Regions from separate parts of the Homo sapiens genome. Here region 1 is linked to region 2. Evidence: read pairs that join two places in POLR2A ChIA-PET (ENCODE). Cell type or tissue: CD4-positive, alpha-beta T cell. All regions are shown on one strand. Links, peaks and the distances in the headings refer to the core of each region. The heading gives the core; the rest is flanking DNA. Region 1 overlaps SFMBT1 (Scm like with four mbt domains 1). Region 2 overlaps SFMBT1 (Scm like with four mbt domains 1).

Region 1 (15,354 bases), core at 6,395-10,394, 120 kb before region 2:
ACTGTAAAGGAGATGGGTTAGATGTTGTAAGTGAATTCTTATTTTGTTAGTTCCTAACAAAGGCTTGTGTTTTTTACTGCAAAGATATCTGTGTGATAAAAGTTGGGAATGTTCTAAGGCCTGTGGTGTAGGGATCCATGGGGAATAGTCCACAAAGTTAAAAGGTTTTCTTTTGTGAAATGATTTCGCTGAATAATTCTGTCTTTCCCGTGTTAAGCTAGCCAGCCAACTGACTGACCAGCAACTAAGCTGGATTTGGTCACTCCACCCAAGATTCACAGCCTCATTAGCCAAGAGAGTAATTGATGACTTAGCTATTATTGATACATTGTTTCTTTTTGTGGCTCTTTTTAAATTTCTTGACTTTTATGTGATCAGATTGTTTAATTTAAAATCTATTACATTTTTAAGAGAAGCAACTAAAGAGATACACGAGAAACAAAATACACAATGAAAGGGAATTTCCTTTTTTTGCTGTTTTGTTGTAAACTCAGATTTTTCCTTTTAAAAATGATTGCTGGCTAGGCACAGTGGCTCACGCCTATAATCCCAGCACTTTGGGAGGCTAGGCAAGAGGATCGCTTGAGACCAGGAGTTCGAGGCCAGCCTGGATGAAAGAAAAGGGAGACCCTGTGTCTCCAAAAAAATAAAAAAATTAGCCAGGCGCGGTGGTGGGCACCTATAGTCCCAGCTCTTCAGGAGGCTGAGGTGGGAGGATCCTTTGAGCCCAGGAGTTCGAGGCTGCAGTGAGCTATGATTGCACTGCTGCACTCCAGCCTGGGTAACAGAGTGACACTGTCTCAAAAAACAAACCAACCAACCCAGTATGATTTGCCTATCCATAATCTTCCTGCTTCTGTAGTATACTTTTGCTTTCACAGTGATACCTAGACTGGGTTTAGCTGTGGAATGGTGGTGTAGCAGCAGGTATCATTTAACTCTAAAGTCTGTAGAAAAGATGAACTATACAAACTTCATTGGCTTTTTATTTTGGCGTCATGTTATGTTCACATTAAGTAAATAGATACAGTCCAAAAACCAAAAGGCCATTATTTAGGCAGACATTTTACATCTTTAATATTTTTAATGTTACATTTTTTCTCTTATAATTTTCCAAAATTTTGCTTTCTTGGATTATTTGGCTTATAACCAATATTTTGGAATAACATAAAATAAAAGAACTTGTAATGAGTAAATGATACAACTTCCTTATGGCAGAGTATTTTTCTTTTAGTATATAGCATTCGTTACCTAACTGGGATATTTTGTATTTGAAAATAATATTTCTGTATATACATAGTTATTAAATGGGATAAAAGTGTGTGGGGATTTTGGTTACTTGCGAGATTTTAAACCATTAGAGTTTGGGGAGTGGGATTTTGATAGGAGTCTCCCATTCTTCAGGGGATACTAACCTCATTGGAAAAGAATTTTTTTTTTTTTTTTTTTTTTTTTTTTTTTTTGAGACAGACTTTTACTCTTGTTGCCCAGGCTGGAGTGCAATGGCACGATCATGGCTCACTGCAACCTCTGCCTCCTGGGTTCAAGCAATTCTCCTGCCTCAGCCTCCCAAGTAGCTGGGATTATGGGCATGCACCACCATTCCTGGCTAATTTTGGTATTTTTAGTAAAGATGGGGTTTCACCATGTTGGTCAGGCTAGTCTTGAACTCCTGATCTCAGGTGATCCACCCTCCTTGGCCTCCCAAAGTGCTGGGATTACAGGCATGAGCCCCCGCGCCTCGCGGAAAATGATTTAAAATAGAAAGAATGTGGTCAGGTTGTTGCAGATTCATGTTTAAACTTTTCAAAAGGGGGAGGAAGGATAAGAACACTGACACATTATTAATAGAAAAATCATATGACTTCACTGCATAAGTCTTAATGATTTGATTGTAAACCTTTTCCTCTAACTCAGAGACACCTGAAAACGTGTATGTAATTATTCTTTCTTTTATTCAAGAGGATGTTTATAACCTTATTTAGTTCTCTTTTGTCTTCAGGCAGTCACTCAAGGAATTTATTTAAAAACAAAAAATAGGCCGGGCGCAGTGACTTACACCTGTAATCCCAGCATTTTGGGAGACCAAGGCAGGCAGATCTCTGGAGTCCAGGAGTTTGATACCAGCCTGGACAACATAGGGAAGCCCTGTCTCTACAAAAAAAAAAAAAAAAAAAAAAAAAAAAAAAAAAATTCAGGTGTCTTGGTGCATGCCTGTAGTCTCAGCTACTCGGGAGGCTGAGGCAGGTATATCTCTTGAGCCAGGGAGACAGACGTTGCAGTGGGCTGTGATCACACCCCTTCAGCCTGGTGACATAGCGAGACCCTGTCTCAAAAAAATAAATAAAAACAAAAAAAAAAGTAGTCTGTATATTGTGTGTTAAATGATGTGTTAAGTACCTGTTGAACTCTGTGGTTTGAACAGTTGAGTAACTTCAGTGAGCCAAGCATGTCACTATGCAGAGAGAGGCTATAAGGTGATATTTCCAACATGATGCACAGTACTGTGTGCATTGGGTCTTTTTTTTTTTTTTTAACTGGCATACTGGTCTGGTGCATTGGTTCTTTTTTGATGTTTTTGCTTAGTCTAGAGAAAGGTTAATTATTAAACTGATGTGGGGCAGATAGGGTTGTTAAGTGTCAGTATCTGTTTATCTGGGAAACTTGGGTTCTGTCTGAGATGGTATTTGGAGAGGATCTTAGATGAGAGTTGGAAGGTGGTTTGTTGGCAGTTGAAAGTGTGGGACAGTCACACATTTGGAATGACAACATGAGCTGGGATGAGAAATTTAGCAATTACTAAAATGCCTCAGGAGTTTTTCTTGCTGATATTCAATTTAAAGTGTTAGCCAACAAGTACTCAGATTTGAATTCCAAATTATTATTTTTTATACCCTGAAGAGTTTTTAAAAAAGCATTTGAGGTGGCTACTATGGAATATTTGCTCAGTAGTAAGGCTGCCCATGGGCTGCCACTGGTTCTTCATTTCTGTTCACATTAATTTGCTCCCCAGACTAGAGTGCTTTCCTGTCTCTCAGTTTTTTCTAGTGTTCTTTCTTAAGGATCGGTTCTTCTAAAATATGCTTTTTCTGTGTTAAAAATAGTATATGGTAATTTTGAATTGTAACTTTAAGATACCTTTTGGTCTCATTTTGACTTGCGTCATAAAATAACCCTCTTGGAGTGGTTAGATGGTGATCACACCAATGCACTTAGCATATTGCCTGTCTAGAACATAGTGATATATAATGAGGATATAAATTTTTATTATTAAAAATGTTTATATGTAACAAACCTGCGCATCCTGCACATGTATCCTGGAACTTAAATGAAATCAAATAAAAAAAAAGTATACCAAAATTAGCCAGGTGTGGTGGCGGACACCTGTAGTCCCAGCTGCTTGGGAAGCTGAGGCAGGAGAATTGCTTGAACCCAGGAGGTGGGGGTTGCAGTGAGCTGAGATGACATCACTGCACTCCAGCTTGGGCAACAGAGAGAGACTCTGTAAACGTATGGTTGTGGTAAGTTATATACATATAGCATGAATTGTACCATTTTAACCACTTTTACACGTACAGGTCAGTGGCATTAAGTACATTGACATTGTTGTGTAACCATTACCACCATCCATCTCTAGAACTTTTTTAATCTTCCCAGACTGGAACTCTGTACCCATGAAACAGGGATTCCCCAACTCCCCTCCTCCCACCCTAGACAACCACTGTTCTACTTTCTGTCTTTATGATTTTGACTATTCTAGGTACTTCATCTAAGTGGAATCATACAGTATTTATCCTTTTGTGATTGCCTTAATTCACTTAACATAATGTCTTTAAGGTTCATCCATGTTGTAGCATGTGTCAGAATTTTTTTTGAGGAAGTAAATTATTTGAAAGACTTCCACAGCAGGTAAAGTGGAGGTCAGGTCACAGAATACTGTTTGCTAGGATTTGTTTACCTCCCTTGGAAGAACTCCGTATGTGCCCAGCAGAGCCTAGAGAACCAGGTACCTTGTCCTTAGATACAGTTTGGGCACACTTGCTTATTCGAACAAAAGAAACAGAGCAGATTGTGACAGCAGGGTGGAAGACAAGGAGAACATAAAAGCAAAGGTTGCAGGAGTCCAGGGTAACATTGAGTAAGGAGTAAGGCCTTTTGGGTCTCAGGATGCCATCTTACTGTGTGATCACTGACATTCGTGGTGTGGGCCTGTGTCAAAGCATGTCGTCCAGAACAGTTAACCAAAAAAATATGTGTGTTCAGAATTGTAAATAAGCCTTCACCTATCTGAAAGGCATATTCAGTGACTCAATCCCCAGCTGTTCTGGTTAGTTGAGGTTTTGCCATATTTCACTCTTGTTTCTGTATTGATAGAAAACTAGTACGTGTTTAAAAAGGCTTAATGACTTACATAATAATGATACCACCTAATTAATGCTTTGTATTTTAGATTTGCTGTATCACTTTAATTCTGTATTTGTGAAATATAGATGTCCAATCCTGGTTGGAGAGAAAGCAGGTTTGACAGTTAAGGGTAATAGAGAGTTGAGCAGGTATGTACTTTCAGAATGGTTAAAGAGTTATATTTTCCTCCATTATTATTTTTAATGGCTGTATTAATGTAGTAAATGTGGGATGAGTTTCCTAATACTGTTTGTTACCGGGGGGAGGCCATCTCTTAATTACTGTCCTTTCTTCATGGCAAGGATGTTTTTGACTTTCTGGAAACCATTGAAGAATAGACAGTAAATGTCATGAAGCCTGATTTTTATTGTGCGTTGTGTTACTATTCAATTCTTAAGAATGGTTAGTTGTTTCCTAGAGTTAGTAAGGCTTTTCTGAGAAAGTATCAGTTTCTTTGGCATGATGTTGTCTAATAGAGCATAGAGCCACGGTAGTAAAAGTCAATGGTTAGGGGAGGAGATACAGGGTAGGAGACAGTTGTCTAAACTGGAGTGCCTGGGCTCAAGCACTTCTCCTGCCTCAGCCTCCTGAGTAGCTAGGACTACAGGTGCATGCCCCAGCACCTGGCTAATTTTTTAAAACATTTTTTTTTTGAGACAAAGTTTTGCTCTTGTTGCCCAGGCTGGAGTGCAGCGGTGCAATCTTGGCCACCTCCGCCTCCTGGTTTCAAGTGATTCTACTACCTCAGCCTCCCGAGTAGCTGGGATTACAGGTGCCTGCCACCATGCCTGGCTAATTTTTTGTATTTTTTGGTAGAGACAGGGTTTCATCATGTTGGCCAGGCTGGTCTTGAACCCCTGACCTCAGGCGATCCATCCGCCTTGGCCTCCTAAAGTGCTGAGATTACAGGTGTGAGCCACTGCGCCGGGCCTTTAAAACATTTTTTGTAGAGATGGGGTCTCTCAGTGTTGTCCAACCTGGTCTCAAAACTTCTGGCCTCAAGTGATTCTCTAGCCTCAGCTTCCCAAAGTGCTGGGATTACAGGCATGAGCCACTATGCCCAGCCTGGTTTTCATTTTTATCATTGAGCAAAATGAGCAGGGTTGGGTGGTCTAGCTAAAGATAGAAATTTGAGAAACTTCGGGTGTATTATTGTTGTTATAGGTGTTTATGATGGTATTAAAACATCTGAATCCCTTGATCTCTTAATGTAATTAATATTAATTTAATTTTATTTCTCTTTTAATGTTGGCTTTCCAGTCCTCAATCAAGTTATAGTTGCACTTAAAAATACGTAGTTTTCTTTATCGTTAATATGAATAACACCATATGCAAATTGGGAAACAGGCTTAGATCTTCTCCTAGGCATTATCTGTACCCAGTTTTCCTGTAAGTATTCAATTGGGCTCCTCAATCAACAGAGAAGAGCTTCAAATGACTTTCTTTGTTGTCAGGCTCCATTCTCAGGAATGGCTATGACAAGGGAAGCAGAGGGCTGGGTGGTCTCTTCTGGCCTCCCCTTCTAGGGAGAGTCTTCCTTTTCTGCAGCAAGTGCTTGAGGAGGGCTGCATGATCCCGCAGCCAGTCAGGGCGGTAAGACACAACTGCCCTCACCCTAGCTCCTCTCCTAGCCATTGACTTTTACTCCTGTTTTTGGCTTTCTATTGACTTTGTCTGACAGGAGTGCTTTCCGGAATAGTGTGCTGGTGAAATGTTGGGTTCTCTACAGCCTCCTTCAGAGGATTCCCTGTTCTCCCTATGCCTCGTCTTTTATCTCATTGTGACCTTCATTTTCTCCCAGAGTCCCAGCCCCATCAGGCCTGGACCCACTGTCTAATCTTTGAGCTGCTCCCTAGCCAATCCACTTTGTTCTTTCCCTCTTTCCCTTCTGTGGCCCCGTAAGCCACCTGCAGCCTTCCAGCCAGTGCCTCTCTCTGCTCCTGGATATAGACTACCTTGGAGGAGAATTCAGGTTCTCCAGAAAGACCTGTCTTGAGGCAGACCTTTCTGTCTTTGCCTTCTGTAACCTTTTAAGACCTTCCCTTCTTTCTATTTACATCTCTCTCAATGAAGTTGTCCACATTTAGAGTTTGTCTAGCTCCTGTGCTCCTCTAAGACCCCTACATCCCTGCCCGTTGGGCTTCCAAGTTGGGTGCCACACTGGCATCTCAGAATCCACAGGTCCAAAATAGAATTTCTCCTTCTACCCCAAAGACGCCAGTCCTCTAGTGGGCCTGTTTGCCCAGGTCTCTTTCTTTACATTGCTCCTCAGCGATGGTGTTTGTTTTGTCCACTGGGAGCTTTCCTGTGGGACTTGAGGTCTTATTCTTCAATTGCCAGCCTTGGAGTTAGAACGTACAGTTCTGACTCCTTGGTTTTCAAGTGTTTTTAAAGTTGTGGAACCCTTTGTTCAAATGAAATCTTTCTAGGAAGCCCGATAAGTAAAATAAAATGAGAGTCCTCCTAGTGGAGTAGGGGTGAAGGGCCAGCATCCTGTCCCACGGCAGGATAGCTGGACATTCTCTGCTTCCCTCTCCTCCCAGGCAGGACTGGCGGCTGGCTCTTGGGGCAGCCTTCCCAGTGGATTCTGCATAAATGGAGCTCCTCAGAGTTGCTGTCAGCACTGCTTTGAGGGCATGCTCTATGTTTTAAACCATTTTATCTATTCTGTACCCCACTTCCTTCCTTTGGAAATTTAAATTTTGATTGTGACTGATAAATGTAAAACTAGTGCCAGTGATGAACCTTGCCAAGGAAAAGGAAAGACACCTTGGAAAGTGAAACTAGATATTAAAAAGAGCTTCATCAAATGCTGAGACTGTCAAAAATGCTGAAGGGCTCCTTTCAAAATTTACTTACGTCTCTGGCCGGGTGCGGTTGCTCACGCCTGTAATCCCAGTATTTTGGGAGGCTGAGGTGGGCGGATCACTTGAGGCCAGGAGTTTGAGACCAGCCTGGCCAAAATAGTGAAACCCCATCAATTTTAATAAAAAATTAGCTGGGCGTGGTGACATGTGCCTGTAATCCCAGCTACTGGGGAGGCTGAGGCAGGAGAATCACTTGAACCTGGCAAGTGGGGGTTTCAGTGAGATGAGATGGCACCACTGCACTCCAGCCTGGGCAACAGAGTGAGACTCCATTTAAAAAAAATTTACTTAAGTCTCTGCTGACTCTTTTGAAAGTTGCTATTCTACCAACATGAACATTTTCAAGATAAACTTTGTTTAGTTTTACTGTTTTTGTTTTGTTCATTTATCAATGTAGTAGGCTTATTCAACCCATAAAACTAAAATGTTACATATTAGCAGTGAAAAATACAAACCTTGTTCTGTTGCTTCCAAATGGTCTCCCTACCTTCCCCACCTCTCCCATCCATCCAGCTACACTGAGGCCAAGTAGAGCTTTCTAAACAAACTTGATTTTAGTCACATAAAATCCCACATTTGGCCGGGTAAAGTCCAAACTCCTCAGGAAGGCATGCGGAATCCTTGAAGCACTGAGGCCAAGTAGAGCTTTCTAAACAAACTTGATTTTAGTCACATAAAATCCCACATTTGGCCGGGTAAAGTCCAAACTCCTCAGGAAGGCATGCGGAATCCTTGAAGCACTCAGGCCCAGTCCATTTGTCCAGCTTATTCCCTTCTCTCATGGCCTCTGCAGCCTCACCAACCCACTCTCCTGTAAATCCTTTCCTGCCATGTTCCATCCGCTTAGGGTGTTGTTCTGCTAAGGCAGTGCTCCCAAAATGTCAGTCTCACATGGACCGCTGTCACACTTTTTGGTATATTTGATTACCAAAATTATTATTATCATTATTTTGAGACAGAGTCTCGCTCTGTCGCCCAGACTGGAGTGCAGTGGCTCGATCTTGGCTCATTGCAGCCTCTGCCTCCAGGGTTCAAGCAGTTTTCCTGCCTCAGCCTCCCAAGTAGCTGGGATTACAGGCACGTGCCACCACGCCTGGCTAATTTTTTATATTTTTAGTAGCGATGGGGGTTTCTCCGTGTTGGCCAAGCTGGTCTCGAACTCGTGATCTCAAGTGATCTGCCCGCCTCAGCCTCCCAAAATGCTGGGTTTATAGGCATGAGCCACTATGCCTGGCCCACAATTATTCTTTTAATATGTTTTTAATTTTTATTTATTTTTTAAATTTATTTTTAATTAATTAATTTATTTATTTTTTGAAACAGACTGTTGTCACCCAGGCTGGAGTACAGTGGTGCGATCTTGGCTCACTGCAACCTCCGCCTCCTGGTTCAAGTGATTCTCCTGCCTCAGCCTCCTGAGCAACTGGGATTATAGACAGGCACGCACCACCACACCCAGCTAATTTTTGTATTTTTAGTAGAGATGGGATTTCACCATGTTGGTCAGGCTGGTCTCAAACTCCTGACCTCAAGTGATCTGCCCGCCTGGGCCTCCCACAGTGTTGGGATTATACGCATGAGCTACCATGCCCGTGCCAGTGATGAATCTTGCCAAGGAAAGATTCCTTAACTTAAATTTTATAAAGTATTATTACATTTTAAAAATGTCAAAATGCAATGCAAGTAATAAATCTAACCAGTTTATTAAAACACATTCCTTCAATAAAATTTCAACAAAGTCCTTTGTATTTAAAAAGAAGTACCTGATAATAGATGATATTAAGGAATTGTTGATTTTTTTTTTTTTTTTTTTTTTTTTGGAGACAGAGTTTTGCTCTTGTTGCCCAGGCTGGAGTGCAATGGCGCCATCTCGGCTCACCGCAACCTCCGCCTCCTGGGTTCAAGCAGTTCTCCTGCCTCAGCCTCCCAAGTAGCTGGGATTACAGGCATGCGCCACCACACCCCGCTAATTTTTTTATTTTTAGTAGAGACAGGGTTTCTCCATGTTGATCAGGCTGGTCTCGAGCTCCTGACCTCAGGTGACCCGCCTGCCTTGGCCTCTCAAACTGCTGGGATTACAGGCGTGAGCCACTGCGCCAGGGTGATTTTTTTTTTTTTTTTGTCTTTTTTGGTGTGATAATGGCATTGTAGTTATACATAAAGGAGAATGTGCTTATTCTTGGGAGATGCAAGCTGAAGAGTTTAGAGGGTGAGGTATGATATCCTCAGCATTTTCAGATGGCTCATAAAATACGTGTGTGTGTATAAATCTTTGTGTATATAGAAAGATAATTAGGAAATTTAAAATTTTTGAATCTAAGTAGAGAGTATTTGGAATTTTTTCAAAATCTCTTTCAAAATTTTGATAAAAGCTTGTAGTTGAGGGGGGTAAAAATGGCTGCAAAAAAAGTTAGTATTAAAAAAATGTTGGGCCGGGCGCGGCGGCTCACACCTGCAGTCCCAGCACTTTGGGAGGCCGAGGCGGGTGGATCACTTGAGGTCAGGCATTTGAGACCAGCCTGGCCAACATGGTGAAACCCCGTCTCTACTAAAAATACAAAAGTTAGCTGGGCGTGGTGATGTGTGCCTGTAATCCCAGCTACTTGGGAGGCTGAGGCAGGAGAATTGCCGGAACCTGGGAGGCGGAGACTGCAGTGAGCCGAGATTGCGCCACTGCACTCCAGCCTGGGCGACAGAGCAAGACTCCATCTCAAAAAAAAAAAAGCAAATTTTATTAAAAAATTTTGTAGAAGCAGGGTCTTGCTCTGTTGCCCAGGCTGGTCTCAAACTCCTGGCCTCAAACGATCCTCCTACCTCAGCTTCCCAGAGCACTGGGATTATAGGCATGAGCTCTTGCACCTGGCCCATAAATACTTCAAAAGGCAGAGTCTTTGGTAGGCCCCAAATTTTCTTGTATTCTATCAGAGGCTTAGGTGTGGGGGGAATGTTCTGCTAAAGAAATCCCTGTTTGTCCTTTAAGGCCCAGGGCTTCTGTGAAGCCTTCCCTCCTGGACTCCCTCAGGTTGCATTAACCACCCTTTGCTCTGGGCACTCACAGCATTCCACATATTCCACTGTTGTAAATATTACAATTGTGATTGTTTGTTCAGTGTTTCTCATCTCTACTAAACTGTGAACTCAAGGTCAGAGATGCTGTTTTATTCCTAGTTAGTACCTTGCACACAACCTAGCACAGAGTAGACACTAAATAAATTATAGCTGAATGAATGCATGGAAGCAATACTGCAACATATCCACTTATAATGTTATTCCTATTTGAAAATGTATTATGTTCTAAACAAGAAATGATTATGTTTAATGAGATCTCATCTTGTCATTTCCAGGCTTAGAGGCTGCCAGTGGCTTTCCATCGTAATTAGAATAAAATCCAAACTTCTTGTGTGGCCTACAATACTTTGTTTCTTGTTCCCTGCCCACCTCTACCACTTTTCCACTTGCTTTCCCATATGGGTCTTCTGTCCATCCCAAGGATATCAATTTTTATTTATTTTTATTTTTCTGAGACAGGGTCTCGCTCTGTCACCCAGGCTGGAGTGCAGGGGTGTGATCCCGGCTCACTGCAGCCTCCGCCTCCTGGGCTCAAGAGATCCTCCCACATCAGCCTCCCAAGTAGCTGGAACCATAGGCATGTACCACCATGCTCAGCTACCTTTTATATTTTTAGTAGAGATAGGGTTTTGCCATGTTGTCCAGGCTGGTCTTGAACCCCTGACCTCAAACATTCCACTCGCCTTGGGCTCTGAAAGTGCTGGGATTACAGGCATGAGCCATTGTATCCAGCTGGCTGGACATCAAGTTTGTTACATTTAGTTCCTTTTGATCATGGAGGGTTCAGCTCAGCAAAGCCTTCCCTAGACATCCTTACCTCCATTCCAGAGGCACTTTTTTCTCACCATTGATTTTCTTAGTGACACTTTTCACTATAAGAAATATTCTATTTTTAGCTCATTTTAATATTTTAATTTTAATTTATCATAAAATGCTTTAAAGCCACTCTATAGAGAATATTAAAACCTGTGAACCTACTCCCAGGATGTTTTTCCTAATTGTCCCTTGTGGGAGAGATAAACTATACACCAATGCATTATTCCTTGTGTTCATTTACTATTGTAAGCTCTGAAGGTAGGGACTGTGTCTGTCTTTTAATCACCATGGCATCCTGGTACTGAGCACCTGGCAAATATGTGTATGTAAATGGAGGTATGAATAAATAACCAATTTATACATGATTAAGAAATATTTTTTTCCTATCCCTGGACACTTTTTTTTTTTTACAGTGTTATAGTTTTAGTTCTGAATGTTCAGGTTTTTAAAAAATGAGAAACTAGTATTTTGTCATATTTTGCTGCTTTAAATATCTATTTTGATGAATGTTTTAAGTTGGCAAAATGCCTTTCCTCATCTTCATTTTTGAAGATCATGTTATAACTTTTTTTCCGAGATAACTGAGCATCTTTGGATTCTCGACAAATGCATTTCCATTAGTAAAAATCCAATTGCAGGGCATTTGCTTTACTTTTTGTGGCAGTAGTTACAAAGAGGCAATCAGCAGTCTGGTTCTGTGTGGGTGTGGGGTGGGGCAGCTCCACTTCCTTTGCCCTGTGTGACTGATGAGAGAGCCTGTTGTTATTCGCAGGTGCATGGGCCACAGGTTGAGCTTCAGAATCCAAGCCAGTGGAGCCACTTGCCTCCCACTGTTGTTAATGGAATCAATGCACTTAATGTGGGATTGCTGATGATGGCTGTATCTATATGAGGAGTTGGGATCCCTGAAACCAGGAGGAGCCATCTACAGAGTCTGAAGAGGGTTGGACAGGCTTAGGCTTTGCCTGCCATCTCCCTTGCCCCTGCCCCGCATCATGCTTGGAAATGGAGAAGATTGGGAATTTTGAAGCTATGGGGGAAAACCCTTTAGTTTTTTACTGAACTGATGCTTGACTGGAGTGAGTTTAGGTAATTTGGATGCTTCAGTAATTCTAAAGTTGTTAGTTTAGAAACAAAATAATCTTATGTAAAACTGTTGACTCATAAAAAATATGATTAGCATTTCATATTAGCATATAAAATGTAATTGAACTTTAGTCACAGACTTGCTAATGTATTTGTATCTTTTAAATGTTGGTTACAATGGAGCCAAATATTTTTGTTGGAGAAGCAAGTAGATTTTTTTTTTTTTTTTTTTTTTTGCATTATGGCCAGTTGAAAGTTACTGTAATTTTAAAGGAGGAGGGTGAAAGGGACCTCTCCAAACTCCCAATCCCTCCAGTCTCCCCTGTTTTACTGAATTCAAATTGTGCCACAAAGACTTTAGAAATAGTTAAGAAAAATGAGATTGCTTTTAATAGGCATTACTTTTTCTTCTGTTGCTTTATTTTTTAAAATCATCATCACAGACTTAAGTACGCCTTTAAAACATTTTAAACAGGGATACACATACATAGTAAAATTTTTTTTTGAATATCAAAAAAGAGTGTATTCCTTTTTACTGAAACCCCTAGTTCCTCAGTCCCTTCTGTAGGCCACTATTATTCCCAGTTTCTTTTGTATTTTTATAGAAACATTCTATGTGTGTAAATCATATATTTCCGCATCCATATTAAAAAAACTCAAATGGTGATATATTTTAGACATTGTTTTGCACTTCGCTCTTTTCACTGAAAATATCTTGGATATATCCAAGTACACATAGATCTGCTGCATTCTTTTAATGGTTGCCTAGTAGTTTATTGCATGGATGCACCATATTTATTTGTTTCCATATTTATTTATATTTTGGGTTTTTTTTTGCTGCTGCAAACAGTACCATAGACTAATGATAATTGAATTTGCTTGGATTAAGAAAAGTTTTCTAATATTTAAACTGGTTTTTTTTTCTAAGTTAGTATTTCTAATACTAAACACTTAAAAGTGTTTTTTTTTCTAAGTTAGTGTATTTGTGGGGGTAGACTGTTCTCCAGCCTCCCTGCCCCCAAGATGCCAAGGGTAGAGGAACTGGGTGCAGTGGAGTAAGAGGAGTTGGAGGTAGAGAGTCGTGGAGAGGCCTTCTACCACCCCCATTCTCCCCACCCTCCACCCACCACATGTTGCAGAGGGGATGGCATAGGCAGAATCCCCAGCTGAGTCTTGGGAGACTAAAGCATCTGAAGATGTCTTCAGACTACTGAGGTGTTGACCATGCTTTTGAAGCCTAAGGCCTGAATGTATGCTGCTTGTTATGAATTCAGATACTTTGCTTTTGTATTTTCGTTTTGAGAAAATTGCAGCAGCAAGGATTAACAAATTGTATCAATTTCTGTATTTGGGTGGTATTCTTTTGTACATTGGCAGAAATATAGCTAAGTTTTTAAAAGTTGGTTTTTACCTGGGCTACTTGGTAAGGAATTTTAAAAATGCTGCTCCTGTTCTGGCGCAGAATTTCTAAAGAAACTGAGTTTGGAATCTTGAAGCATTCTGTAGTTGAATCTTACAGTGTTGTATATGCCTTTGTAGCCCAAGCTCTTAGTTATTATCCTTCATTAAAAGAACTTCAGAATACCCCTCAGAGAATATATTTATAACCCTTCAATAACGCTCTGCATACTGCCATTTTCTGTAAAATATTTTCCTAAAAAGTGTGACAATTTGTGGTAGTCTATTCTTTTTCTCCCCCATGGTAGTACATTTCTAGCCCATGACTTTTTTTTTTTTTTTTTTTTTTTGAGACGGAGTCTCGCTCTGTCGCCCAGGCTGGAGTGCAGTGGTGCATCTCGGCTCACTGCAAGCTCCGCCTCCCGGGTTCATGCCATTCTCCTGCCTCAGCCTCCCGAGTAGCTGGGACTACAGGCGCCCGCCACCATGCCTGGCTAATTTTTTTGTATTTTTAGAAGAGACGGGGTTTCACCGTGTTAGTCAGGATCTTCTCAAGCTCCTGACCTTGTGATCTGCCTGTCTTGGCCTCCCAAAGTGCTGGGATTATAGGCATGAGCTACCGCGCCCGGCCTAGCCCATAACTCTTGTGACTTGCTCAGAGAGTGTTCACACCAAGCCAGTGACAGGCAGGCAGGTCCCCTCTGAGAGTACTTGTGCACTTCCCTGCAAGGGTTCCCAGCCACGAGTGCTAGACTGGGCGTTTCTGAGTTGTGTTTGCTCTGCTATGGCCTTCTTTCTGCCATTTATTCTGTGTTCTAGCAGGTAATTTTTTTTTAAGATGGGGTCTTGCTATGTCACCCAGACTGGAATGCAGTGACCATACACAGGTATGATCATGATAGCACATTACAGCCTCCAACTCCTGGACTCAAGCTGTTTTCCCATCTCAGCCTCCCGAGTAGCTGGGACTAGTGGTACAAGCATGTGCCACCATGCCCAGCTAGTAAGTAGTTTTGACCCATGAAGGCAGACAAAGAGATGTGACTTGTAGAGTTGAATTTGTGGCAAAGAAACAGTATCACACTGTATGTCAACACACAAGTTTTATGGAACTAAGGTGACTTCAAGAAGTGGTCTGAAAGCGAGGCATGGTGGCTCATGCCTGTAATCCCAGCATTTTGGGAGGCCAAGGCAGGTGGATTGCTTGAGCCCAGGAGTTCGAGACCAGCATGGGCAACATGACAAAACCCTGTCTCTACAAAAAATACAAAAATTAGTTGAGTGTGGTGGTGTGCACCTGTAGTCTCAGCTACTCAGGTGGTTGAGGCAGGAAGATCACTTGAATCTGCCTCCAAGTGAGCTGTGTTCGAGCCACTGCACTCCACCCTGGATGACAGAGCAAGACCCTGTCTCAAAAAGAGTGGTCTGAGAAAAAGAAACAACCGTAGACGTCAGCAGGCAATTAGGGTTAATCAAGTTTTTTGTACTGTGAAAGGCTTTGTAAACAATGGGGTAACCTGGCAAGTTGGACTATCCAAAGTTTAACCCATTTATGCCTACTGTTCCATTACTGGAACGCTAAGCTTGTGGGAGTTATTTATATCATAGTGCTCAAGGTCATCACCAAGGTCTGAGTTTTCACACAAAAAAATTTGCAACCTCCAGCATAAATGGGTTAAAGAACAGGGGGAAGAAACAATGGCTTAAAGGCATG
Region 2 (15,354 bases), core at 3,806-7,805:
GAAGGTTATTTAATGGTCTAAAAAAAGGTTTGTTTGTTTGTTTGTTTGTTTGTTTAAATCTAAACAGGTTCTAAGAAGCCTATACCTGAATGTATTGTGAGTGTGGAATCCATGGATATATTTCCTTTGGGCTGGTGTGAAACCAACGGCCACCCCCTCAGCACTCCTCGCCGAGCACGAGGTATCTGTCTATTTCTGGGTTAGAGGATTGATTGTTAAATAATCTTCTGTGTGGCTGCTGCCAATTAAAACTAATCTGGACATTTCAGAGAAAAAAAATGACATTCTGGTTCTCTGTTCCTGCATAGGAAATTATTTATTGTAACAAATATTTAATACCTTACAGTTTCTGTGGGTCAGGAATTTGGGTGCAACTTAGGTGGGTCGTCTGGATCTGAGTCTCTCACAGGCTGCACTCAAAGTGTCAGCCAGGGCTCCAGTCATCTCAAGGCTCAACGTGGGGAGGATCTGCTCCCAGCTTTACACAGATTATTATTGGCAAGTGTCTTAGTGCATTCTAGCTGCTGTAACAAAATACCATACACTGGGAAGTTTATAAATAACAGAAATTTATCTCTCACAGTTCTGGAGACTGGGAAGCCCAAGATCCAGGCGTTGGCAGATTCAGGTTCTGGTGAGGGTGCATTTCCTGGTCCATAGTTGGCACCTTCTCGTTGTGTCCTCACATGGTAGAAGGGACTACTAGCTCTGTGGATCTCTTTTATAAGAGTACTAATCTGCATCATGAAGGTTCTGCCCTTGTGACATGATCACCTTCCAAAGGCCCCATCTTCTCATACCAGCACATTGGTGGATAAGTTTCAATGTGAATTTTGGAGAGTACAAACATTCAGACCATAGCAGCAAGAATGCATCTTCTTGTGGGCTCTTGGACTGAGGGCCTGAGCTCCTTGCTGGGTGTTGGCTGGAGCCTTCCTTTAGTTCGTTGCCATGTGGGCCTCTCCGTAAGGCAGCTCACAACATGACAACTGGCTTCTGTCAGAGTGAGGAAGCAAGAGAGCAAGAGAGGTTGAGGAAGATGGAAGCCAGAGTCTTTCTGCAACCTAACCTCGAAAGTGGCAACCCAGTTTCCCCCTTTTTAAACAGCTTTCTGGTGTTACAATTGACGTACCAGCTATCACCATAGTCAGATTGAGAACATTTTCATCATTTCAGAAAGAAACCCTATACTCATTAGCAATCAACCCCCACTCCAGCATCCACGAATCTACTTTCTGTCTCCATAGGTTTGCCTGTTCTAGACATTTCACATAAATGGGATCATGGTCTTGTGTGACTGGCTTCTTTCATTTAGTGTACTGCTCTCAGAGTTCATCCATGTTGTAGTGTGTGTCCGTTCTTTATTCCTTTATATAGCTGAATAATATTCCATGCTATAAATCTGACACATTTTGTTTATCTATTTAACAGTTGATGGACATTTGAATTGTTTCCATTTTTTGACTATTAAGAATAAGTTTTATAGTTTTCTCCTATAAAACTTTCTCTAAGAGTTTTATAGTTTTAACCCTTACATTTATGTTTAGATCTTTGATCCCCTTTGGGTTAAGTTTTATATATGATATGAGGCAGGGGTCCCCAACCCGTGGGACCACACAGCAGGAGGTGAGTGGCGGGCGAGTGAGCATTAGTGCCTGAGCTCCACCTCCTGTCAGATCGGGGCGGCATTAGATTCTCATAGGAGCAAGAATCTTATTGTGAACTGTCTCGTGAGGGATCTAGGTTGCACGATCTAATGCCTGATGATCTGAGGTAGAACAGTTTCATCCTGAAATGACCCCCCACCCCCTGGTCCATGGAAAAATTGTCTTCCATGAAGCCAGTCCCTGGTGCCAAAAAGGTTGGGGACCACTGATCTGAGGTAAGGGTCCAACTTTATTCATTGAGCTTTCCCAACACTTACTGACCCAGGGAGCCTTGAAAATATTATTTTTGCTCTTTGTATAAAGATCCCTACTAAGAAAATGTGCCTCAGTCTAGATATTCAGACATAAGCATTAATTTATAGTACTATATATATGTGTATATATATATATACACACACACATATATACACACACACTCACACAGAACCAGGTTTTAAATATGCTAATGTAACCTTAATACACATATGAATTTTCCTTTGTCTTTTTATTTTTCTTGGCATTTATATATTTTTTTCTTTCTACAGTATATAAACAGAGGAAAATTGCAGTGGTTCAGCCAGAAAAACAGTAAGTAACGTAATAATATGAACAGTTTACAAGTTAGAATATCTAGAAAAATAACTATTTCAGAGGGTATATTTCCTCATTTTCTCAGATGGAAGCATAATTTTTTAATTCAACATTTGATCATTTGTATACTTCTCTTTGCAGTATATGCATTTTCTAAAATGGCATTATATACAAAAGGGTAAAATGCATTCTCAAGATGGTGTCTAAATTGAGTTTTCTTTGGCTTTTAGAGCCTTAAGATAGTTGAATAAAAGAAAGAAAATAAGAGTGCCCATGCTGGTATTCATTAAGGAAGAGCAAAAATTGTAAATTAGGGTATGATTTGTCACAGTGGAAAAAAATAAAGCTGGGGTAGAAGACAGCTCTAAAAGAAAAGGCACATTCAAAGGAGTGGCTTTGTGCCCATCAAGAAATTCTTCGTTTGTAACATACCTGCACACACAGCTTTTGAGAAACAGTTAATTAGTAGTGCCTTCAAACCTTAAAAGTACAAATGTTTCTGTGTGTATATGTGTGTTTTAAAACATTGGGTGTTGAATTCTCTATTAATCTGCTGGGGCTGCCATACAAAATACCACAGGCTCGGTGGCTTTAAACCAGCGGTCCCCAACGTTTTTGGCACCAGGGACCGGTTTCGTGGAAGACAGTTTTTCTACAGACTGGGGTGGGGAATGGTTTTGGGATGAAACTGTTCCACCTCAGATCATCAGGCATTAGATTATCCTAAGGGGCATGCAATCTAGATCCCTCACATGCACAGTTCACAATGGGGTTCACACTCCTGTGAGAATCTAATGCTGCTGCTGATGTGACAGGAGGCCGAGCTCAGGCCGTAATGCTCCCTTGCCTGCTGTGCGGCCCCATTCCTAACAGGCCATAGACGGGTACTGGTCCGTGGCCCTGGGGTTGGGGACCCCTGCTTTAAACCACAGAAATTTATTTTCTTACATTCTGGAGGCTGGAAAATCCAAGATCAAGGTGCTGGTAGATTGCTTCCTAGTGAGGGCATTCTCCCTGGCTAGCAGATGGCTGTCTTCTGGCTGTGTCCTTGCATGGTGGAAAAATCTTTCTCTCCCCGGCACCCCCCGACCCCTCTCTTCCTGTAAGGCTATCAATGCTATTGGATTATAGCCTACCCTTATGACCTCATTTAATCTTAATTACTTCCCCAAGGCCCTATCTTCGAATACAGTTACACTGAGCACTAGGGCTTCAACATATGAATTTGAGTAGGAGGAAACAATTCTGTATATAGCAAATTCTATAACTACCTAAACCTTTGTAACTATGTGGGTAATAAAACTAACAACAGAAGTGGAGAGAAAGGCCATAGACATTTATACCAAGTAGAGAAGTGAGGTAACAATGAAAAAAAAGACTGACCTTGGATTTTTCCTTGACTTAGTTGCCAAAACTGATCCAAAGCTTTAGTTAGGATGCATTCTAAAAGATAAATTAGCCTTTTTTCAGTGATTGCTACATACAGAATAAGCCTCTGTTTTTTTTTAAATAACATAATTTGTCTTTAATTTGAAAACTGATGGACGAAGAAAACGAACCCTATATAAAGTTTCTGTTCTTTGACTGTTGAAAAATGAGTAGTTTATTTGTGATTTAAGCATCTCACAAGAAATTTTGTAATTTTTTTGCCCAGTGAATGAAGAGAAAGTTTGAACATGTAGTATCACAATGCTATATACAGACTGTCCATTGGCTCATTATGCCCTATATATAGTTTTAAAAACAATTGTTCTTTTTTGTTGTTGTAGTTTTTTGTTGTTGTTGTTGTTGTTGTTGTTGTTTGGTTTTTTTGACACAGAGTCCTGCTTTGTTGCCTAGGCTGGAGTGCAGTGGCACGATCTCGGCTCACTGCAAGCTCTGCCTCCTGGGTTCACGCCATTCTCCTCCCTCAGCCTCCTTAGTAGCTGGGACTACAGGTGCCTGCCACCATGCCCAGCTAATTTTTTGTATTTTTAGTAGAGACGGGGTTTCACAGTGTTAGCCAGGATGGTCTCAATCTCCTGACCTTGTGACCCGCCCACGTCAGCCTCCCAAAGTGCTGGGATTACGCGTGAGCCACCGCATCCAGCCTTGTTCTTTTAAAAAAAAAAAAAAAAAAAAAAAGTATCATCAAGGGAGTACCTTCTGTTACAGATTTTGCGAACATGCCACATTTGCTTTCTTCTTAGATTTGAAGGAAACTAAGCCTCACACTTTACTGATCTTAAGAATTATCTCACTATTTTACTGTGTTTTCTTGACCCAGAGTACCATCCTCGAGGACTGTCCACGAGGGCCTGAGGAATCAGGAGCTGAACTCCACAGAGTCAGGTATAAGCACATGTCATCTTAAGGAAAAGAAGACTTAGTTTCTTTTAATGGACTATATCTGAAAATAACTTAAAACAGTACATTTGATGTATAGTATGTGTCTTCATAGAGGGGTCTCTTAATTGTGACTTTAGAGTTATAACTGTCTAAGATGTGTTTAGTTTAATAATCATCTCTAGGCTGATAGTTCCGTCCATTTCTAATAATTGTAGCTATTCTTTACTGATCAACCGTTGTGTGCCAACGGCTCAGAAGGCCAATGTTACCATCCTTGACTTTAGCTAAAGAACCTGAAGTTTTCCAGGCAGTGTTCTTTCTTAAGCTAGATGGTTGAGAGGTAGAAGTTTATTCTTTTTAAAACCCTTTTTTATGATATGCATACTTTGTATATAAATTTCACAGTTTATGTGAAAAAAATAAAGCAATGGAAAAAGAAATTGTCCCAGAGGCAATTAATGCCTGATAAATGAGAGAAAAATCCTTGCTGGAGGTTCAAGCCTTTTGTCCAGGGTCCTCTCTTGAACTATTCTTAACTTCCACGTGCTTGTTGTGTAATGTTTAGCATCCTGGCTGTGTGTATTCTAGCACAGATTGCGCATTTGGGTGATATTTAGTAAATGCCTAGAAGAGAAATCGAAGCTCAGAGAGATCACACAGCTTATGAGTAGAAAGACCAGAAATGAAACTGAAGTCTTTCACAAATTAGAAACCCGTACTTCCGTCTCTTGTACCTACTGCCTTTTCATTACATCATTTGTACATAGAGGGTTAGGACTGTGTAACTCCTTGCTTTTGATGCTTTCCTGGCCATTCGAATGCCTACTGAAACCACAGAATTTAAGACATTAATATCTTCTGCACAACCTCAGCCAAGGCCTTTTGGTTTGGGTTTTGTCATAGGTCAGGTTCCCTGGGAAACAGAGTCTGAGACTCTGACATATGCATTCAGGAGTTTCATTGGGGAGTATTTTTGGGAACAGCTCCTTAGAAGGAGTAAAGGAAGTAGGATTGGGCAGAGAGATAAGTTGAACCATGATGCAGTTGCAACAGAAGTTTCTTCTAGTTCCACTGGGAGCCCTGAAGCTGATCTAACCACTCAGAGTTGATCCTAATTCAGGTGTGGTGGCCACACTTTACTGACCAGTTATTGGAAGTAAGCCACTGCTCCCTCCCCACCTCACAAGGGGCAAGGTGGCCCTCTCCTGCTGAGAGCAGTACCCAGTTCAGGGTGATTCCAGAATAGACATAAAACTGGGAACTGTAAGCTGCCAACATACCCAGCAGCAGGGGTATGAGTGCCTTAATTCTGAAAAGAGGCATTTGGGTTGCAGGGTTCAACTGGAAATGTGAGCACCAGCATACTGGCCACTATGATAGACCATCGTTTTTTTGTTTTGTTTTGTTTTGAGACAGGGTCTCGCTGTGTCATCCAGGCTGGAGTGCAGTGCAGTGATATCAGCTCACTGCAACCTCCACCTCCTGGGCTCAAGCTGTCCTCCTACATCAGCCTCCCGAGTAGCTGGGACTACAGGCATATGCCACCACATGTGGCTGATTTTTTTGTTTTTGTTTTTGTTTTTGTTTTTTGTAGAGATGGGGCTTCACTGTGTTACCCAGGCTGGTCTCAAACTGGACTCAAGCGATGTGCTCCCCCGTTGGCCTCCCAAATTGCTGGGATTACGGGCATGAGCCACAACACCTGGCTGTGACTATTCTTAATTAAAGAGAAAACATTATGAACTGCAGGATCCTATCAACAATGGGCAGTGTGCGCATATCTTTCCTTAACATTGGATTAACAGGCATATCTATTAGAAGAGCTTCTCTGTGCTTTATAGCAGTATTTTAGTGTCTTTGAATTTTTTACATTCAACAGCTGACATGCCTACCACTATGAGGGGATTTTTTAAAAACATTAAATTGAAGGACAGTATTGATACAGACAAATAGTTGAAGAAAAGGGTCTCCAGACCCAGTTATACCCCACAGTACAAAAAAAACTTAGAGATGTGGTCACAGCATACTTTTAGCCCTCTGAGAAATCTCAGAGATGGGATTGCTCTCACAACATCAAAGGCTGCCAACATATTAGTTTGGTGGTTTTTAGGAGACAAACTAATTCTCAATAATATTCAACAATTTCTATAAATATTCCAGAATAGATGATTGAAAGTTGGTTTTTGAAGACCTGGAAAAGAAATCATTGATCATCCAGAATCCTCATGTGTTCTTAAAATACACCCTCCACTTTCTTTATTAATAGAAGATAGGGTTCTTCTATCAATTTTGCAGTAACCTAGGAACTAATCAGCATGTTAATTCAGGACCCTCTTTGATTTCAGCAGAGTGATAAGCTCTGTAAGTTACTTAAGAGCATTCTCAGACAACATGTTAAGCTTCAAAATAAGTAATTCCAAACTTTATATTAATATAATGGTACATGTGCTTCGTTTTTCTTCCCTGGCAGTTCAGCTTTGGAAACGTGGGGTAGAGAATGACTGTTTTGAATATTTGTTTTTCTTCATTTCCCAGTTATGATTAATGGAAAATATTGCTGTCCAAAGATATACTTCAACCACCGTTGCTTCTCAGGGCCATATCTTAACAAAGGAAGAATTGCTGAGCTGCCTCAATGTGTAGGACCTGGGAACTGTGTTCTGGTCCTTAGAGAGGTAAGGTTCTGGCCTAGAGCAAAATAACTTGGAAATTTCACAGCATTCTCCTATGGTCATTTCTACAGGGAGCCACATGCCATAGATGTGACAGTTCTAGGTTTTATCAAAAGTTACTAACTTTTCTCATGTTTTGGACAGTGAAGAGGGTATGTAATTATTTCTCCTCCCTAGGAAACATTCACGTAAACAACTCTTCACACAGCAGGTTCACCTCTGTCAGGGTAGAAAGGTCTTCTGTCAGAGACCAGAAGAGAACTATACAAAAGTGAACTGTGAGGTTACTCTATGACTGAAAGGCCGTGGCTATGTGGCATTAACCTAGCGACCGTGATAAAGCTACACATCTGCTGGGCTTTCTGTTCTTCCCAGCCAGTGTGATATGCTGCAAGTAACAGATAAGAGACCTTTCAGCCCTCAGGGTGGCAAGTCAGGATCTGGGGAAGCCAGAGCGTCTGGACCAGACTCCTCCAGCCACAAGAAGGCTCAGCTGTCTACACAGTGGTCCAAACAAATATAATTTTCTGTGTGTACCGTGGCTGGGAAAGCATTTGGAAGCATGTTCTGGAGCAATTTGAAAATCATGGTACCTGTTTTTTTCCTGACCGTAACATTTAAAAAATGTTGAAAAGGATCTGGTTACTCTCTTATCTGCACCTTTGGGTGGCTGTAATATCTCTGATACTATTATTTTGTTAACATTTGTTAATTCATATGACTAGAATTTAACCTCCTAAATAATCTTAACATTTTAAGGAAGAGATGACAAGATTCTAATGGTCTGCTTTTCTCCTTCCCAATCTGTGTTTCTGCTTTAAAACTGAGCTCAGGTCCTCACTTTACTTATCAATGCAGCCTACAAACCCAGCCGTGTCCTTCGGGAGCTCCAGCTGGACAAAGACTCTGTGTGGCACGGATGTGGGGAAGTCCTAAAAGCCAAGTGAGTGGACTACTTGTTTTTACTCTTTACTTTTACTTGTCTTTAAAAAGTCACAGAATCGGCGTGGCACAGTGGCTCACACCTGTAATCCCAGCACTTTGGGAGGCCGAGGCGGGCGGATCACAAGGTCAGGAGTTCAAGACCAGCCTGGTCAACATGATGAAACCCTGTCTCTACTAAAAATACAAAAATTAGCCAGACACGGTGCACACGCCTGTAATCCCAGCTACTTGGGAGGCTGAGGCAGGAGGATTGCTTGAACCCAGGAGGTGGAGGTTGCAGTGAGCTGAGATCGTGCCACTACATTGTAGCCTGGGTGACAGAGGGAGATTCTGTCTCAAACAAAAAACAACAAAAAAAATTCACAGAATCAGTTCTGTGGATAATATCAGAAGCCTTATGTTTCCTTAGGCAGGGCTTTTTCAGCTATTTGTGGTGAAGGCCCAGGCTTGTTTTTCTTTTTTAGATTTCCATTCTTTCATGGATCAATACATTTATAAAATATGATAGAATGAATTATAAGAAATACGAAATTTAAGACCGGGCACCGTGGCTCACGCCCCTAATCCTAGCACTCTGGGAGGCTGAGGTGGGCGGATCACCTGAGGTCAGGAGTTCAAGACCAGCCTGGCCAACATAGTGAAACCCTGTCTCTACTCAAAATACAAAAATTAGCCAGGTGTCGTGGTGTGTGCCTGTAATCCCAGCTACTTGGGAGGCTGAGGCAGGAGAATCTCTTGACCTGGGAGGCGGAGGTTGCAGTGAGCTGAGATCATGCCACTGCACTTCATCCAGCCTGGGTGACAGAGCGAGACTCTATCTCAAAAACAAAAAGGAAATAAGAAATTTAAGACATAAAAATGCAAGAACAATTTTTGTTATTAGATGTAAGAGACATAAAATTACTTTTTCAAATTACTGTGAAAGGTTATAAACAGGTACTCTTGCTTTCTGATCTTGTCATGGATGGATGGCAGGCAATTGGCAGGTCATACTGGTCCTTGGATAACAGTCTGAGGATCACTGCCAAGGGTAAAGAAAGACTTAGTGAAAAGTCACTTTTCTTTTTAGAGCAGTTAGTGAAATTACTATTTGAAAACCTTAACTTAGGAACAGAAAGCAGGAGCTTAATTTTGCTAATTTAAATAACTCAGCTTTTAGTTGTCATAGCTTACCAGATTTAATTTGATTTAAGTTCAATATGCAGAACTTCCTTGTTGTTTTCAGGGCCCTTGAACTATAAAGGACATAGAATATTCCAAGAAGCAAAAATATTTTTTAGGTGTATTAATATGTTTGATTTTTCTCTGGGTAATCATTAGCCCAATATATTTGGCATCTGATGTCTTCCAATGGCAGATATAAAGGAAAGAGTTATCGGGCTACTGTTGAGATAGTGAAAACAGCAGATCGGGTGACTGAATTCTGCCGGCAAACCTGTATCAAACTGGAATGCTGTCCTAACCTCTTCGGTCCACGGATGGTTCTGGATAAGTGTTCTGAGAACTGTTCTGTACTTACAAAGACCAAATACAGTGAGTCATGTTTTTCCAATGTGTTAACCATAGCAGCTGACCATACCTTACATCTTGGAAAGTTTTTTACTTTACAGACATTCATATATAGCAGAGGCACACGAACTTCTTCTGTAAAGGGCCAGATGATAAATATTTCATGTTGTGGGTCATATGCTTTCTGTCACATATTCTTTTTCTATGTGTTGTGTTTTCATTTTTTAAGAACCCTTTTGGCCGGGTGTGGTGGCTCATGCCTGTAATCCCAGCACTTTGGGAGGCCGAGGCAGGCGGATCACTTGAGGTCAGGAGTTCGAGACCAGTCTGGCCAACATGGTGAAACCCCGTCTCTACTAAAAATAGAAAAACTAGCTGGGTGTGGTGGCACCTGCCCGTAATCCCAGCTGCTTGGGAGGCTGAGGCAGGAGAATCACTTGAAAGCGGGAGATGAAGGTTGCAGTGAGCTGAGATTGCGCCACTGCACTCCAGCCTGGGTGACAAAACGAGACTCTGTGTCTCCAAAAAAAAAGAACCCTTTAAAAAATGTAAGGGTAATTTTTGGCTTGGGGGCTATACCAAAACAGGTCATGGGCCAGACTTGACTCATGGGCTTTAGTGTGCCAACTTTTATATATAGCATGTATATAAATTAGTTATTGTATCTAATAGGATATGTAATTCATTCATACAATCTGCAAGTATATATTTTGTGCTCATTGTGTGCTTATGCTGCTCTAGCACTGGGATACAACAATAAAGAAAACAAATTCCTATCCTCAGTGAGTTTACCTTTAATGTGGGAGACAGATAACAAACAAGGGAAGAAATTTAGAGAGGGGTCAGTATTTAGAGAAATACTGTGGGGAACAGTGAAGCAAGGTGGGCAAGCAAAATAGGACAGTGAGGAAGGCTGGGAGGTGGGGTGCTGTTTATGCAAGGGGTCAGGGAAGTCTTTCTGACAGGTAACACCTTGAAGGAAACAGGAGCCAGCTGTGCAGAGAGCTGGGTGGGAGTGTTCTGGGGAGGGGGCATCAAGGGCACAGGCTTGAGGCAGAAGCTTGCTTAGTGTCTCTGAAGAGCAGCAATGAAGCCACACTAGTTGGGGAGGTGGAAATAGGAGAGGAGGTAGTTGCAACCTCACCTTGAACTGTCATAGCACCTATTCGCTGTCCTTGCTTATCTTCTTTGAGAAACTGGGGCAGGGGTCACATAGGATGAAATTTACAATTTGGAGCCTTGTCAAGGCATTGCCACCCAAAGACAAAATTCTGATCCTACCTTTCCTTAAATCCTACAAGCCCTATGTCACTTGGGAGAATCACTACAGAGGAGGATTTTTACCTTGTTAAAATGGAAAGATTTCTTTTAGGGATCTGTGCCTCTTAAACTATAGTGCATGCAGATCACTGAAGGATCTTGTTAAAATGGAGCTTCTGATGTATCAGGTCTGTGGGTATCTGGGTCCTGAGTATCTATCTGCATTTCCAACAAGTTCCCAGATGCCACTGATGCTATTGATCCAAGGTCCATACTTAGTATGACGAGCTTTCTAATCAGTATTTAAATTACAAAATCTTATAAGTCTAACCTTCTAGTTTCTATTTATATTTATTGGATTGTAAACTCCTTAAGAGTAGGAATTATCTTAGCTTCTTGTATCAGACTCAGCACTTAGTTTAGGAAACTGCAATTATTAGGAGCTGAGTGAAAAATACTATTCATGTAAATGCATATATAAGCACACTACTCTGAAGGAAGATATGTGAGGGGAAGATATGTGGATTTTATTGTGCCTTTTGTCTGAATTTATCTTTCACAATAATATAGTTGAAATTAGCCTAGAATTTAGAAGGACAGTTATAATTTTTCCCAGTTAGTAATTTGAATGATGTCAAATGGATTCGTATCCTTTAGAAAATTTCCATTTTTTTCACAAAATTGTATTATATTTTGATATTACTTTAATACATAACTCAGCTAGAATATGTATGTTTCATTTCTGGAATGTATATTCTAAAATTTATATGAAAATGCAGAGGATCTAGAATAGCTGAAACAATTTGGAAAAAAGAATAAAGTTGGAAGACTTAGTCTCTCTCTTTTTTTAACCATAAAGTTATAATAATCAAGAGTGTGGCATTAAAGAATAGTCAAGCCGGGTGCGGTGGCTCACACCTGTAGTCCCAGCACTTTGGGAGGCCGAGGCAGGCAGATCACCTGAGGTCAGGAGTTCAAGACCAGCCTGACCAACATGGTGAAACCCCGTCTCTAGTGAAAATACACAAATTAGCTGGGCGTGTGGTGGCAGACGCCTGTAGTCCCAGCTACTCAGGAGGCTGAGGCAGGAGAATCACATGAACCCAGGCGGTGGAGGTTGCAGTGAGCCAAGATCACGCCACTGCACTCCAGCCTGGGTGACAGACTCTGTCTCAAAAAAATAGAACAATGGGACAGACCACAGGGTCCAGAAATAGAGCCAAACTTAACATGGTTAAATGATTTTCAACAAGAGAGATGAAGAAATTTAAGGGAGAAAGGAAATTCTTTTTAACAAATAGCACTGGTACAACCAGATATCCAAATAGAAAAGAAACATATAATAAAACACACGACTCAAAAACATTATGCCTAGTAGAAGAAGTCACACATGGCTGCTGGACGTGGTGGCTCATGCCTGTAATCCCAGCACTTTGGGAGGCCAAGGCGGGCAGATCATGAGGTCAAGAGATTGAAACCATCCTGGCCAACATGGTGAAACCCCGTCTCTACTAAAAGTATAAAAATTAGCCGGGCATGGTGGTGTGTGCCTGTAATCCCAGCTACTCAGGAGGCTGAGGCAGATGAATTGCTTGAACCTGGGAGGCAGAGGTTGCAGTGAGCCGAGATCGTGCCACTCCACTCCAGCCTGGCGACAGAGCAAGACTCCATCTCAAAAAAAAAAAAAAAAAAAAGTCACACACAAAAAAGTGCTTACTGTGTGGTTCCATAGAGGCAAAGCTAATCTATAGTGATAGTGTTTAGAATAGTGGCTGCTTCTAGTAAGGGGTACTGACTGGGAAGGGACCATGGGAGCTTTCTGGGTTGAAGATGTTCTATATACTTTGATATGGAGGGATCATTCAGTACTAGTCAAACCGTGCACTTCAGATCTGTTTATTCCACTCTATGGAATTTAAACCCCAATCAAATACAATGTACCTGTTTTTTGCTATGCTAATAAAATCTCTTGTGGTTTTGAGGTACACAAAAATAATGAAGCTACTTCATTTTTCTTTGTCATCCACATTTAGCACACTATTACGGAAAGAAGAAAAATAAAAGAATTGGGAGGCCACCTGGTGGGCATAGTAACTTAGCTTGTGCCCTGAAAAAAGCCAGTAAGAGGAGAAAGAGGCGGAAAAATGTTTTTGTTCATAAGAAGAAACGCTCCTCTGCATCTGTTGATAATACCCCAGCGGGCTCTCCCCAGGTATGAGATCTGTGATGTGCCTGTAATGTCTTGAAGCCAAGTGACCACTGCTTTATAGTATGGACACAGAATACCTGCAGGTCTTTCTAACTCAGATCTCTGGCCAATAGAAGATGGTTTTGTGGCCCAAGAACTGGTTTGTCCTGAATTTCTTTTCTTTCTTTATTATTTTTTTTTAATCATATGAAACCTGGGATTGATGTCCTGAATTTCAATGAGACTTCTCTCCTTTTCCTGCAGGGAAGTGGGGGTGAAGATGAGGATGACCCAGATGAAGGGGATGATGATTCCCTAAGTGAAGGCAGTACATCCGAGCAGCAGGATGAGCTACAGGAAGAATCAGAAATGTCAGAAAAAAAGTCATGCTCCTCTTCTCCCACCCAAAGTGAGATATCCACATCGCTGCCTCCAGATAGACAAAGGAGAAAAAGGGAGCTTCGCACCTTTTCATTTTCTGACGATGAAAATAAACCTCCTTCACCAAAGGTACCATTTAAAAAATAGTTTCTTTTTTCTTTCTTTCTCTCTGGAATTTCCATCTGGAATATGATTATTAGTGATATTGACATTCTACTTCTTTCAATACAGACTTATGTAGAATTTCCAGGGTCTCTTGTAAAGTGACCCCAAATGCAGTGATTTACATGTGTTTCAAGGATTAGTTGAGATCATCTACTTATAGGGGGAAAGTCTCTCTCAGAGTAGCTGCTTGTTTTAACAACAACAACAAAAAAAGCCCCATTGCTAGCTTATTTGTAGCTTGTCATTTATTTTTGGGAAAACTGCCTTTTTAATATGTTTCATAATATATATGGTTTTGTAGAAAAAAGTTATCCTTTTGATTCTGGTTAAGCCATTTGGCTTAATATATTATTTACTATATACATATGAACATTTTATAACATATGTATAACACTAAAGAACAATTTAGTGTTCAAAAACTAGATTGCTTTTTAAGAATATTCCATGAACAGAAGCAGTAAAGATTCCTCCTGGTAGTTTAGTTAAGCCTTCTCTCAATGGAATTATCATCCCCTTCTCTTCAGCACCCTGTTTTTCTTAGTTAAATTGTCTAAATTATCTGTGCTGGAACTTTGAGATAAATTCTTTCCCATTGATACTTCGTATTATAAAAGACAGACATTTCCTGAGTACCTGATGCACGTGGGTCTTTGCCATCTTTGCTGGGAGAAATCATGTCCTAAGACCACTTTAAATCATGTCTTGAAAGATTATGAATTTAGGTAGAGAGACTTTTTTAGAATAAAATAGCCGTAACACCATTTGGTTTGATTGTGTTGTGGGGAATGAAGGAAATAAGGATCGAAGTTGCTGAAAGGCTTCACCTGGACAGTAACCCCTTGAAGTGGAGTGTGGCAGACGTTGTGCGGTTCATCAGATCCACTGACTGTGCTCCATTAGCAAGAATATTCCTAGACCAGGTAATCACAGATACCTATAATTTTTAGTAATGTCTCTTTAGCAATAAATTATGGATGTAATAGTCAACAATTTATTTACAAGTTTTAGGAAAAATGTTTTGATCCAAAAGACAAGAATTGTCTTAATTCCATTTTTAGGAGTCAAAGATGATAAAAAGTTATTTATCAGACTTGCTTCATAGTTGAAGGAGATTATCATTGCATTCCAGTTTTTCCTAAGAATTTGATTCCATCCCTCCAATATCAAGCATACCATGCTTAATTGTCCACATCTTTTCAAAAATAATGATTTGCTTGTTTAAAAAAAAATAGCATCTGTCACATTAGGCTCTAGAGTGGTGATAAGTTTTAAGGCAAGCTTGCTGAAACACAGTCAGTGGCCTTAAACATTGAAATAAGTTTTGTTTAGAAAATTAGGGAGATTCAAGAGCTTATCGGGTTTTTATGAATGTTACAGAGTAGGAAAACATTGAAGTTGATAGTTAATCCTTTGTTTCAGATTTAGAAGGAACCCTCTAAAAAGATGGCACAATTAGTTGCCAGTTACAGGGCTAGTCAGTTTACTAAATTTCTATGGGACAGAGACTCTGGAATGGATTCTTATCCTTGGTAAAACTTTATTGTCCTCAGTAAAACTTTATTAATTCTGAAGCTTCATTAGTGTGGAAGACTATGGAGTCACTTAAAAGGAAGTGTGTGATACCTAAGACGAAAAAGTAAGGAAAGGAAAGCATAGGGATTCCAGTTTT

Evidence for each region. Peaks named below come from ENCODE experiments on the same cell type or tissue, not always from the same donor. Only the 100,000 strongest peaks of a DNase experiment are listed, where the experiment ranks them.
Region 1: POLR2A ChIA-PET joins it to region 2 with 5 read pairs; 4 of 35 experiments call an interaction of 5 or more read pairs at or near these places.

Annotation. Positions count from the first base shown.
Region 1 is chr3:53,027,808-53,043,161 of GRCh38, reverse strand. All of the region lies in intron 1 of SFMBT1 (Scm like with four mbt domains 1), which reads left to right. Among named protein-coding and RNA genes, the nearest start is that of SFMBT1, 11 kb to the left of the region's middle. RefSeq lists enhancers at 6,087-6,256, 11,761-12,295. In CD4-positive, alpha-beta T cell, for the core only: no CTCF peak of the experiment used is centred there; no DNase peak of the experiment used is centred there; H3K27ac peaks cover 1,609 bases.
Region 2 is chr3:52,905,364-52,920,717 of GRCh38, reverse strand. SFMBT1 (Scm like with four mbt domains 1) reads left to right here. Exons shown (of 21, transcript NM_016329.4): 12 at 68-181; 13 at 2,192-2,234; 14 at 4,504-4,568; 15 at 7,101-7,240; 16 at 8,071-8,180; 17 at 9,540-9,715; 18 at 12,985-13,163; 19 at 13,404-13,649; 20 at 14,477-14,605. Among named protein-coding and RNA genes, the nearest start is that of STIMATE-MUSTN1, 15 kb to the right of the region's middle. In CD4-positive, alpha-beta T cell, for the core only: no CTCF peak of the experiment used is centred there; no DNase peak of the experiment used is centred there.